2 separate regions of the Homo sapiens genome follow, and region 2 is linked to region 1. Evidence: chromatin contacts called from ENCODE Hi-C data. All regions are on one chromosome and are shown on one strand. The core of a region is the stretch at or near the end of the contact, and the rest is flanking DNA. Distances in the headings are between cores, read along the strand shown. Region 1 overlaps CMTM7 (CKLF like MARVEL transmembrane domain containing 7). Region 2 overlaps TRANK1 (tetratricopeptide repeat and ankyrin repeat containing 1).

The links. Hi-C counts contacts between places; a loop is a spot of excess contacts on that map. Pooled maps may share reads with other maps.
Region 2: a loop to region 1 is called in a map with no recorded cell type, with 5 times the contacts of the local background. The contact joins two enhancer-like sites. A Hi-C loop is called at or near these places in 2 of 37 single-sample maps with no recorded cell type and 4 of 50 pooled maps.

The regions. Positions count from the first base shown.
Region 1 is chr3:32,435,045-32,441,226 of GRCh38, reverse strand. All of the region lies in intron 1 of CMTM7 (CKLF like MARVEL transmembrane domain containing 7), which reads right to left. Among named protein-coding and RNA genes, the nearest start is that of CMTM7, 46 kb to the right of the region's middle. RefSeq lists an enhancer at 3,931-4,612. Within about 2 kb of position 2,083, at least 8 of the 41 ENCODE cell types and tissues checked have a DNase peak (open chromatin) inside an H3K27ac peak, as active enhancers do.
Region 2 is chr3:36,913,840-36,919,790 of GRCh38, reverse strand. The region is part of intron 1 of TRANK1 (tetratricopeptide repeat and ankyrin repeat containing 1); the gene reads left to right. Among named protein-coding and RNA genes, the nearest start is that of TRANK1, 28 kb to the left of the region's middle. Within about 2 kb of position 1,575, at least 5 of the 41 ENCODE cell types and tissues checked have a DNase peak (open chromatin) inside an H3K27ac peak, as active enhancers do.

The sequences.
Region 1 (6,182 bases), core at 834-3,333:
CTGGCTTGTAAGCAGAAGTGGGATTTGAATCCAGGTCTGTCTGACTCTAAGGACCATGTTCCTCCATGTCAGATGCAGTTCTACCTCCCAAAAGTGTAAGCTCTGATCATAACAAGCCGAGAAAGGTGGACGGGTTCTCAACCATGCAGGAATCCTGTTTAAGAGGTGAGGCTGCTCACCATCAGGGCATGTGGTGAGAGCTCACTAAGAAATATCTCAGCACGAGTGAACATGCTTAACGGCCTGCTACTGAATTAATAACCAGATGAAAACTATTAGCAATGCATGAGTACAAGAAAGTAGAATGAGTAACAGTCTGAGCTTCCGTGAAGGCCAAAGAGAAAACCTGTCTACTCCATGTAGGGAACAAACCAGTAACACACGGGATTCAATGTGTGTAAAATCTTAGAATCTACTTATTTATTTAGTTATTTAGTTTTTGTTTTTCTGAGATAGAGTCTGGCTCTGTTCCCCAGGCAGGAGTGCAGTGAACCAATCTCAGCTCACTGCAACCTCTGCTTCCTGGGCTCAAGTCATCCTCCCACCTTAGCTTCTCAAGTAGCTAGGATTACAGGCGTGTGCCATCATGCCTGGCTAATTTTCATATTTGTAGTAGAGACGGGGTTTTGCCATGTGGCCCAGGCTGGTTTCAAACTCCTGAGCTCAAGCAATCCCCCTGCCTTGGCCTCCCAAAGTGCTGGGATTATGGACGTAAGCCATTGTTTCCAGCCAGGAATCTATTTAAAATGCACAACCAATTTAGAAAAAAGATTATTTTATACACTGCCTCTCTCCTATGGAGGAGTGATTCTTTTTTTTTTGAGATGGAGTCTCACTCTGTTGCCCAGGCTGGAGTGCAGTAGCATGATCTTGGCTCACTGCAACTCTGCCTACGAGATTCAAGCGATTCTCTTGCCTCAGCCTCCAGAGTAGCTGGGACTACAGGTATGCACCACCATGCCCAGCTAATTTTTGCATTTTTAGTAGAGAGGGGGTTCCACCATGTTGGCCAGACTGGTCTTAAACTCCTGAACTCAAGTAATCTGCCTGCCCCAGCTCCCCAAAGTGCTGTGATTACAGGTGTGAGCCACCACGCCTGGCCAGAGCAGCGAGTCTTAAAGTGTGTGTGTGTGTGTGTGTGTGTGTGTGTGTGTGTATGCGTGTGGTGTTAGTGTATGGGTGTGTTAGCGTATGGGTATATGATTTTGTGTCCTATGGGACATTTGGCAATGTGTGTATATATTTTTGGTTTACACAATTTGCGGGGATGGGGGTTGCTACTGGCATTTAGTGGGTAGAGGCCCAGGGTGCTGCTAAGCACCCTGCAATAAATAGGAGAGCTCCCATAGTAAAGAGTTACCCATCTCCAGCCCCAAATGTGGCCCCTCAACTACAGTACTACTGTTGAAAAATTCTGCTATAGAAAATGTCAGTCTACAATGAGAATTAAATCACAAAATGGGGCCTGGTGCATGCCTGGCATCCCAGGCTCACGCCTGCAATCCCAGCACTTTGGGAGGCCAAGGCGGGTGGATCACCTGAAGCCAGGAGTTTGAGACCAGCCTGGGCAACAAGCAAGACCCTGTCTCTACAAAAAATACAAAAACTAGCTGGGCGTGGTGGCATGCACCTGTGGTCTCAGCAACTTGGGAGGCTGAGGTGGGAGGATCAATTGAGCCTAGGAGGTTGAGGTTGCAGTGAGCTATTATCACGTCACTGCACTCCAGCCTGCAAGACAGAGTGAAAGTCTGTCTCTAAAAAAATAAAAATCAAATCAAATCACAAAATGGATCTTACTCCAGTTAAAACAGTTGATGCTGAAATGCTCTTATTTTCTAAAGCCCCTTGTTGCTAGCCCACTATCAAGATCCTCAGCAATAGGTACAACAGCTAAAAGAGAACTCTCAGCTGGAAGCTTGAAGCAGGTATGGAGAGTGCTCTGCTTACCAGATCGAAACAGAAGAGTGTGGCTGTGACACAAAGAGTCCCTCAACATTTGTGTATTTCCCTTTGCTAATGAGCAACGCAAGTGTTTTCATTTTTTCGGTTCCTCTGAAGCTAGCCAGCCATGGTGATATAATGATTCACACCTCTGCCTTACTCAGGAGTGTGCATGATCGCCAGGGCTTTGCTGCTACGTTAGTCTTACTTCCAGGCCACATCTACATGGGGAAGTCTAGGGGTCTTCCCAGCCCCACAATGACCTCCTCAAGAACTCAAGTATCATTATTCAAGGCATGACTGAAAATGCAGATAATGTGGGATTATGCAGCGTGATTCCTAGGTAGAGAGGCAATTTTGCATCTAGTTTAATGCAGAGATTAAAATAATTTTCCAACTCGTCGTTGAAGACAAAGTTAGCTCTTTTTCATGGTGACACAGGGATGTGGAAGTTTCCCAGCCAACAAAAGGGGCCTGTGCAGGTCAGGTCTTCCTGCTCTGAGCCTCCAGGGCTGAGTACTGTGTAGTAGGAAGTACATTCCTGCTCTATCAGAAACATCTCGAACCTTTCTGGGAAACTTGCTCATGAAATAACACTTTCTGAATTCGGTTCACTGGGCCTATGGCCATCTACCATATGACTTTCTTTAGGAAAGCCCAATTTTAGAAAATCTAATTTAGCCAGAGTATGGTGTGTGCTTATGCGTGCTCCTAAAAGCTTCCTTTTTGCCCAGGGATTCATTCATTCCAACTTTAAATAGCCAGCATCTTAGCCAGCATATTAAGTTAAAAAAAAAAAAAAGATTTGACTGACATCAAACTTTTCAGAAATTCTTCTAAAGCCAGTAGGTAACTTCTGCAAATGCTGGGGCCCCCTGAATTATTTAGAAGCTTAATTCCTGGGTGACAAAATAATCTGTACAACAACCCCCTCCCATGACACAAGTTTACCATATAAGAAACCTACACAAGTACCCCTGAACTTAATATACAAGTTAAAAAAGAAAGCAAAGGTGAAGTGGAAGAAAGAACAAGACAATAGTGGGGAAAAGGCGCTGGGGTGTTTATCCCTGCCCTCCTCCCGCCAGCTCCAACCCTCTCAGGTGTCTTCGTGTTCCCAGTTAGAAAAGCAAATGCACAAACACGCCTGAATTCAGAGAGGACTGGAGGTAGGGGTTCTGACTTCAGGACGGAGTGAAGCAGCTGGGAGGCTCCTGGAAGACAGATGTTTCTGTGTAGAGTAACTTCAAAGTGATGCTGTCCAAAGGGTTCACTTGCCTCTTAAGGTGCCTTCTAGCTCCTCTCGTAACGGTTTGTTCTTTTATATTGAACTGTCATAAAAATAAAATATCTAACATAAATGTCCAGGGGTTTATTTTATTTATTTTATTTTTTTGAGATGGAGTCTCACTCTGTCGCTAGGCAGGAGTGCAGTGGCAACATCTCAGCTCACTGCAACCTCCACCTCCCTGGTTCAAGGGATTCTCCTACCTCAGCCTCACAAGTAGCTGGGATTACATGTATGCGCCACCATGCCCAGCTAATTTTTGTATTTTTAGTAGAGACAGGGTTTCACCATGTTGGCCAGGAGAGTCTCGATCTCCTGACCTTGCGATCTGCATGCCTTGGCCTCCCAAAGTGTCGAGAGTACAGGCGTGAGCCACCGCGCCCGGCCTATTTTTTTCTTTTGAGACAGAGTCTCACTCTGTCACCCAGGCTGGAGTGCAGTGGCGCTATCCCCACTCACTGCAACCTCTGCCTTCTGGGTTCAAGCGATTCTCCTGCCTCAGCTTCCTGAGTAGCTGGGACTACAGGTGTGCACCACCACGGCCGGCTAATTTTTATATTTTTAGTAGAGACAGGGTTTCACCATATTGGTCAGGCTGGTCTCGAACTCCTGACCTCAAGTGATCCACCCGTCTCAGCCTCCCAAAGTGCTGGGATTACAGGTGTGAGCCACGGTGCCCAGCCATGTCCAGGGGTTTAAAAGTAACACTGCAAGAGCCCTCAACTCAAAGCAAGGGTCCCACAGACCAGCCATGATACCACAGAATCACTGGAATTAGAATTCCAGATAAGAAACATCACTCCCTGGAACCTGTGTCCTTTCTGACTCCATTCTGTCAGAATTCTTACTAGAAAGAAGACATGATTTTTTGGAAGGAGCAGAGGGTTTAAATTTCACAAGAGATGAAGGAAGCTGACATGATCTGAGAAAAGTGATGGTCCCCTGAGGACTCTGGAACCAAACTAGTCTGGTTGCAGCTTGAGTGTACACCCGCAACCAGCCAGGTGCCAGAAAGTTTGCCCAGGTTCTCAGCCTGGCTGAGCATCCTTCCAGAAAGAAATGAGATTTTGAGGTCTACGATGAAAAATCTCTACAGAAAACTCAAGAGGCAGTTTTCAAGAGACGTCGGCTTCTGATTGGGCTGGGGAGGTGTCTGGTGGTCTCAGGACCCTGTCTCCTGCCACCCATGCTTGGGAACATTTCCTCAGCAGACCTGAGCCCTCGTGCCTCTGCCAAGTCTGGTCCACTGAGTGTGCCTGTGTCTGGCTAAAGATGGCACCAGACACCTTTCCTTTTGGAAGCCCTGGACTGGATGCTGGTAGGTCACCCAACCCCACTGTCCCTGCATCTGACCTTGGAATGATACTTCAGTGAGAGAAAGCAGGAGCAGGAGAAGTAACTGATGAAAGCTAACATCAAAAGCCTCAGACCCAACTCTAAGAGGCTTTCCAGGAAATCCCCAGGAGATGAAAGCCAGGCTTGTTCAGAAAGTCAGAGATGCAGATGAGGATGCAGTGCCTGGAACCTGCATTTGTAAATGTTAGTGGGCCCATAAATGACTGCTTGGCAGTGGCAGACAGGAAGAGGAATGTGGTATGCTCCCAACTTTGGCTGAATTTTGCACTGAGTGTAAGGAGATTCACCCGTGCCTCCCTGTTAAAGTCACCATCATCTAATAGCCTTTGTGCAATCTCATTGACACCCACTGGCTGAGAAACCTGCCCCATGGCTTCCTCTAGGTCCTGTCTCACTCACCAACATCAGAATCTTGCTCCAGAGTCCTGCCCATGCTCCTATTCCCCCCAGCACATAGTTTTGTTTTGTATCTATAAATGAAAATGCCATAGAAACCCAAGGGAGGGAGAATAATCTAGGAAATATGTCCGGGGTCCTGAGCTCCAGGCCTTGGGCAGCTCAATGATGCACCACTGGTTTCTGAATGTAACTGCACAGCAGAGTCACCTGTTTGCAGCATACCGAAAACCAGATTCTATGTTTGTCCATGCTGGGGGTAATTCTGGAAGGACACATAGGAAGCTGGTAACAGCACTTGCCTCTGGGGAGGGGAAGTGATATTTAGTAGTTTTAAAATCCACTTGTTTTGTTTTCTTATATTGTAAGAATCACATATTAAGTTTCAAAAAAGCAGTTTTAAAATGATACATCTTAGAGATCTTTAATGTCATACAAATATAATTTTACCTTTTTCTTTTCATTGGCTATATAGTATTCCCCAGTATGGCAGTGGCTTTATTTAACCCAGGGTTTCTCAACCTTGGCATTACTGACATTCGGGGCTGGATAATTCTTTGTTGTAGGTGGCTGTCCTATAGGTGGTCTTATCACAGCATCCTGGCCTTTACCTACGAGATGCCAGCCTTTACCCACTGCCCACTTACAACAACCAAAAATGTCTCTAGACATTGCTGTAGGTCCCCTGGGGGGCAAAATTGCCTCTGGTGGAGAATGACCTACTTAATCTTTTATTGGTGGGCATTCAGCACATCTCCAGTTTTTCATTAATACAAACAGCGCTGCAAAGAATTAGATGTACTTCTTTGTATCTGTATGAATATTTCTTTCTTTTTTCTTTTGAGATGGAGTCTCTCCCAGTCGCCCAGGCTGGAGTGCAGTGGCACAAGCTCCGCTCACTGCAAGCTCTGCCTGCCGGGTTCACACCATTCTCCTGCCTCAGCCTCCCGTGTAGCTGGGACTACAAGCATGCACCACCACGCCCGGCTAATTTTTTTGTATTTGTAGTAGAGATGGGGTTTCACCGTGTTGGCCAGGATGGTCTCGATCTCCTGACCTCGTGATCCACCCGCCTCGGCCTCCCAAAGTGTTGAGATTACAGGCGTGAGCCACCGTGCCTGGTCTCTGTATGAATATTTCTGATAGACTCCTAGAAGTGAAATTACTGAGTGAAAGCATATGCACGTTTAAGATTTTGTTG
Region 2 (5,951 bases), core at 326-2,825, 4.5 Mb before region 1:
TTAAAAAGACTGATAGTGCGCAGAATTGACAAATGTTGGCAGTTTATATACACAAAACACTGCTTTTGGGAGTATAAATTGGTTCAACCACTTGGAAAACTGGCAGTCTCTACTAAAAGTAAATAGCACATCTTCCCTGTCACTCAGCAGATCCACTCCTGGGAAGAAAGGCAGACAAATAACTCACTGAAAGACATATACAGGATCATTTATAACAGCTTTATTCACAGTTGTCTCAAACTGGAAACAATTCAAATGCCCATCAACAGAATGGATAAGTAAATTGTGGTATATTAATAAAATCAAACACTACACAGCAATAAGAGAAAGGAGTTACTGATATATACAACAATATAGTTGAGTCTCACATGGATAATCTTTAAGGAAAGAGGGAACCCACTATGTTATTATGGGGTTCAAGAACAGGTGAAACTCATTTATAGTTTACAGATCAGAATAGTGGTGAAGAAGGTGGGTTTAGACTAGGAATGGACAAGAGGGAACCTTCTGGAGACCTGGAAATGTTCTATATATTCACCCAGGTGGGAGTTAGATGGGTAGATGGGTATAAAAATCATAGCTGAACACCGAAGAGTAGTGCATGTTACACGCATTATACTAGGTTTTGCCTCAATAAAAATGTTAAAAAAAATTGGGCCCATCAAGATAATGGGATATGACAGACCTCTACTGTACGTCTTTGTTAATATTGCACAGTAATTGTTGCTGTATGTTGTTTGACCATTTGACTGTAACCCCACATATCCTTATTGCATAATATAGTTTTTTATGGGCACATAAATTATACTTTGAATACTGCAAACCCACCTGCCTGTGATGCCTGCTGGGGGATATTTTAACTGTCATCTTGTCAGCGGGGCCAGGGTCTTAGGATGGCTCTGTAAGTAATTAGTATCTTGGCTGCTTTTACTTTCCTGAATGTGCATGTAAATCAGTACTACTACAAAACCGAGGAAACTTTGATATCCTGCCATCTTTTGGGTATCATGATGTAACATAGTGTGCGTAAGGAAAATCAGTAATGTTTCTGTCAGACTTGGAGTAGAAATACAAGTCCAGAACATATTTGTTTACATTGGCGTTTCTTTCTTTTTCTTTCTTTCTCTCTTTCTCTCTCTCTCTTTCTTTCTCTTTCTTTCTTTCTTTCTTTCTTTCTTTCTTTCCTTCCTTCCTTCCTTCCTTCCTTCCTTCCTTCCTTCCTTCCTACCTTCCTTCCTTCCTTCCTTCCTTCCTTCCTTCTTTCTTTCTTTCTTTCTTTCTTTCTTTCTTTCTTTCTTTCTTTCTTTCTTTCTTTCTTTCTTCTTTTCTTTCTGGGTTTTTGCTTTATTTTCTCTTTACTTAAAACAAATTTTAACTGTGGTAAAAAACACAAAACATAGTTTGCCATCTTAACACTTTTTAAATGTATAGTTCGGCAGTGTTAAGCACATTCATATTGTACAAACGATTTCTGGAACTTTTTTATTTGCAAAACTGAAACTCCATATTCATTTGACAACAACTTCCCATTTCTCCTTCCTTATAGTACCTGGTAACCACAGTTCTACTTTCTGTTTCTATGAAATTGACTATTTTAAGTAGCTCATATAAGTAGAATTGTAAAATACTTGTTTTTTGGTGACTGGCTTATTTCACTTAGCATGATGCCCTGAAGGTTCATCCATGTTGTATCTTGTGTCAGGATTTCCTTCCTTTCTAAGGCTAAATAGTACTCCACTGTATGTATATGCCAAATTTTGTTTATATATTCATCAGTAGATCTTTTGTTTACATTTAACACCCTTTCCTCCATCCCTCAATTTCCTCTAGGGTAGTGTTACTCAAGCATTTTTTCATTATAGCTCCTCCCAACCTTTTCAGACTTTTAGCTAATCTAGCTTCCCACCCCCTATGAAATTTTAATACCACAGATAATACTGTATATCCTTTTTTTTGTATTGTATGTATATCTGTGCTTTGTGCATGAAAAGAGTAAACATTTTTACTCCCCAATATCCCATTTTCTTTCCTTTGGGGGCAATATTGCCCCATTGAGAATGCATGCTATAGGGAAAACCAACTCCAGATTAATACATACAGAGGTAGCCCCAAGTTTACTAAATACTTGGTAATGAAAGAAATGGTACTTGGAGAAAATCTTAAACTCGCCTCTCTCTTCTCTGCTCCCACCAAACTTCCAACATCTCCTGCCCTCCCTTAAACAAACAGATAAATACACAAAAAGAAAGAAAGAAGTTCACCTCTTGATCTTTCCTGGTCCTGGTACGGGGATGACCTCTCTTTTAGAGGGGCGAATGGTTCTCTGTGTCTCCTGCCTCCTCCTTCCCCTGCTGTTGTTGCTGAAACACTTTAATGGGTTGATGACACCATATTTAGCTCATAATGTATATTGTCCTATAGAATATATTTCTTTTTTCCCATTTCATGAAAAAAATATAGAATATATTTCTATTTGGTTCATCTTTGACAGTTTTAAGTTTATCTATTCGAGGCTTTTGTGTATTTCCCAAATTTATGTGCTTTATAGAGCATATACTTTGCCCCATTAGATGCAGTGGTATTGCAATAGTTATCCTCAGGGAGGTAGGCTGTGTGTGTGTGTGGGTGTGAGTGTATGTATTTGTATAAAAGAAAATCCAATATTACATGCATTTGGCCGGGCACGGTGGCTCACATTTGTAATCTCAGTGCTTTGGGAGGCTGAGGTGGACAGGTCATTTGAGGTCAGGAGTTCGAGACCAGCCTGGCCAACATGGTGAAACTCTGTCTCTACTAAAAATTAAAAAATTAGCCAGGCGTGGTGGTGTACATCTGTAATCCCAGCTACCTGGGAGGCTGAGGCAGGAGAATCTCTTGAACCTGGGAGGTGGAAGCTGCAGTGAGCCAAGATTGCACCACTGCACTCCAGGCTGGGGGACAGAGCAAGACTCCGGTCTCTTCAAAAAAACAAAAAACAAAAAAAAAAACAAAAAAAACCCATACATTTATATTTGAAACCAAAGCCCCTGTTTCTGTAATGCAAAGTAAAATTTGGCTAAAAGCCTTGGAGTTCATTTCTTTTGCCTTCCACTCTCAAGCCCATGAAATTCATCAGGAACTCTTATTGGCTGCTCTTCCTGCATCCATTTTACATTGGCTTATTTCTCTCCATCTTGCCTTCAGCCAGGATGATCTGGAAGTATCAATTGGATCTTGGTTTTTTTATTTTTTGAGACAGAGTCTTGCTCTGTCACCCAGGCTGGAGTGCAGTGGCACGATCTTGGCTCACTGCAACCTCTGCCTTCCAGGTTCAAGCAATTCTGCCTCAGCCTCCTGAGTAGCTGGGATTACAGGGATGTGCCACCATGCCCAGCTAATTTGTATTTTTTAGGAGAGACGGAGTTTCACCATGTTGGTCAGGCTAGTCTTGAACTCCTGACCTCGTGATCTGCCCGCCTTGGCCTCCCAAAGTGCTGGGATTACAGATGTGAGCCACTGTGCCAGGCCAAATTGGATCTTGTTAATCTGCAACCTAAAACCCTCTAGTGTTTTACTGTTCAATACGGTAGCCACTAGCCACATGTGGCTATGTATTGCAAAGTTAATTAAAATTAAGTTAGATTTGAAATTCAGTTCTTCATTTGTACTAGTCATATTTCAAATGTACAGTAGCCAGTTGTGGCTAGTGCCTTCTGTATTGTATAGTATAAAATTGAACATTTGCATTATCACAGAAAGTTGTCATAGACAATGCTGCTTTCCCAGTTGCATTTAGATGAATTCCAAGACCCTCTGATGGCCTTCAAGATCCATCATCTACTTACTGCAGCAATTACCTACTCTTTCAGCTTCACTTTTGCATCCTACTCACCTGACAGTTCTTGAACTGTGAAGCTCAGAGCTTTTGCATGTGCTGTTTCTGTGGCCTGGACACCTACTGTCCTCGTCACTGGGCTAACCGCTCACTATTTAGATCTTGTCTTAAATGTCAATTCCAACAGACTTGCCTTGATCCCTGCAATCTAAGCTGTGATCTCCTGTTACAGCCTTTCTTATACCCTCTACTTTTTCTTCATAAGAAGAAAAATATTTTAACTATAATATTTGTGTGATTATTGATGTACTTAATGTTCATCTCCCTAACAGACAGTAAACTTCTGGAAGGTGGGGATAGTGGCCATCCTTTCACCATCAGACTCCTGATCCCCAGCACAGTGCCCAGCATAGGGTAGATGCTATATGAATAATAGGATTAGGGTGTGCTGAAAGTTCAGATCCAGTGGGAAGGCACATGTGTGTTGGGTGTGTGAAAATTAAAAACAGTTCTTTATCACTGTAGGATGACTGTAGTTAACAATAACATATAGTTCAAATAGCTAGAAGGAGGATATTGAACATTCCCAACACAAAGAAATAATAAATGTTTGAGATGATGGATATGCTACATACCCTGATCTGATCACTTATACATTATATGCATCAAAACATCACTATGAATATGTACATTATCAATATGTCAATTTAAGAAATAAAATAGGTAGGCCTGGCGCGGTGGCTCACACCTGTAATCCCAGCACTTTGGGAGGCCAAGGCGGGTGGATCACGAGGTCAGGAGATTTAGACCATCCTGGCTAACACAGTGAAACCCCATCTCTACTAAAAATACAAAAAATTAGCCGGGCGTGGTGGCCGGCGCCTGTAGTCCCAGCTCCTCAAGAGGCTGAGGCAGGAGAATGGCGTGAACCCGGGAGGCGGAGCTTGCAGTGAGTGGAGATCGGGCCACTGCACTCCAGCCTGGGTGACAGAGATGAGACTCTTTCTCAAAAAACAAAAAACAAAAAAGAAATAAAATAGGCCTGGTGTGGTGGCTCACGCCTGTAATCCCAGCATTTTGGGAGGCTGAGGCAGGTGGATCACCTGAAGTCAGGAGTTGGAGACAAGCCTGGCCAACATGGTGAAACCCCGTCTCTACTAAAAATACAAAAATTAGCTGGGCATGGTGGTGGGCACCTGTAATAGCAGCTACTAGGGAAGCTAAGGGAAGAGAATGGCTTGAATCCACGAGGCAGAGGTTGCAGTGAGCCGAGATCGCGCCATTGCACTCCAGCCTGGGTGACAAGAGTGAAAACTCCTTCTCGAAATAAATAAATAAATAAATAAATAATCTAGAAAAATGTTCCCAGGAGCTGGGGATGGGGGATTGGGGGTGTTCTGTATCATGACTGTGGTTGTGGTTGCATGATCATAAATTTTGTTAAATGAATTGAACACTTAAAATGGGTGAATTTTATCATATGTAAATTGTACCTCAATAAAATTTACTTAAAAAAAAAAAAAAAAGGAAGACACCAGCTGGGTGCAGTGGCTCATGTCTGTAATCCCAGCACTTTGGAAGACCGAGGGATCACCTGAGCGCTCACTTGAGCTCAGGAGTTCAAGACCAGCCTGGCCAACATGGTGAAAACCCTGTCTCTACTAAAAATACAAAAATTAGCCTGGCATGGTGGCGTGCGCCTGTAATCCCAGCTACTTAGGAGGCTGAGGCAGGAGAATAGCTTGAACCCGGGAGATGGAGTTTGCAGTGAGCCAAAATTGCACCACCGCACTCCAGCCTGGGCGACAGAGTGAGACTCAGTCTCAAAAAAAAAACAAAAACAAAACAAACCCAAAAACAGTCAAGAGACCCTAGATATTGGGGAGGTAGATAATTATTTATGGTGTTTACTTTTTGCTGTGAGAATGACTTTTAGGTTATAAATTTTACAAAAACAGTTCGGAGCTGGTCTCGTCAACTGGCTTTAGAAATACCATCTTTGGTGTGCATGTAGTTGGGTGTAATTGAGGCTGTAAATAAATGAGGAATAACTTAAAGTTGATGGGCGAAGGGGATAAGTTGCACTGGTAATGCCTTAGGTTTAGTGCAGGCCACTTTACTGGGCTTTGGTCGGGGG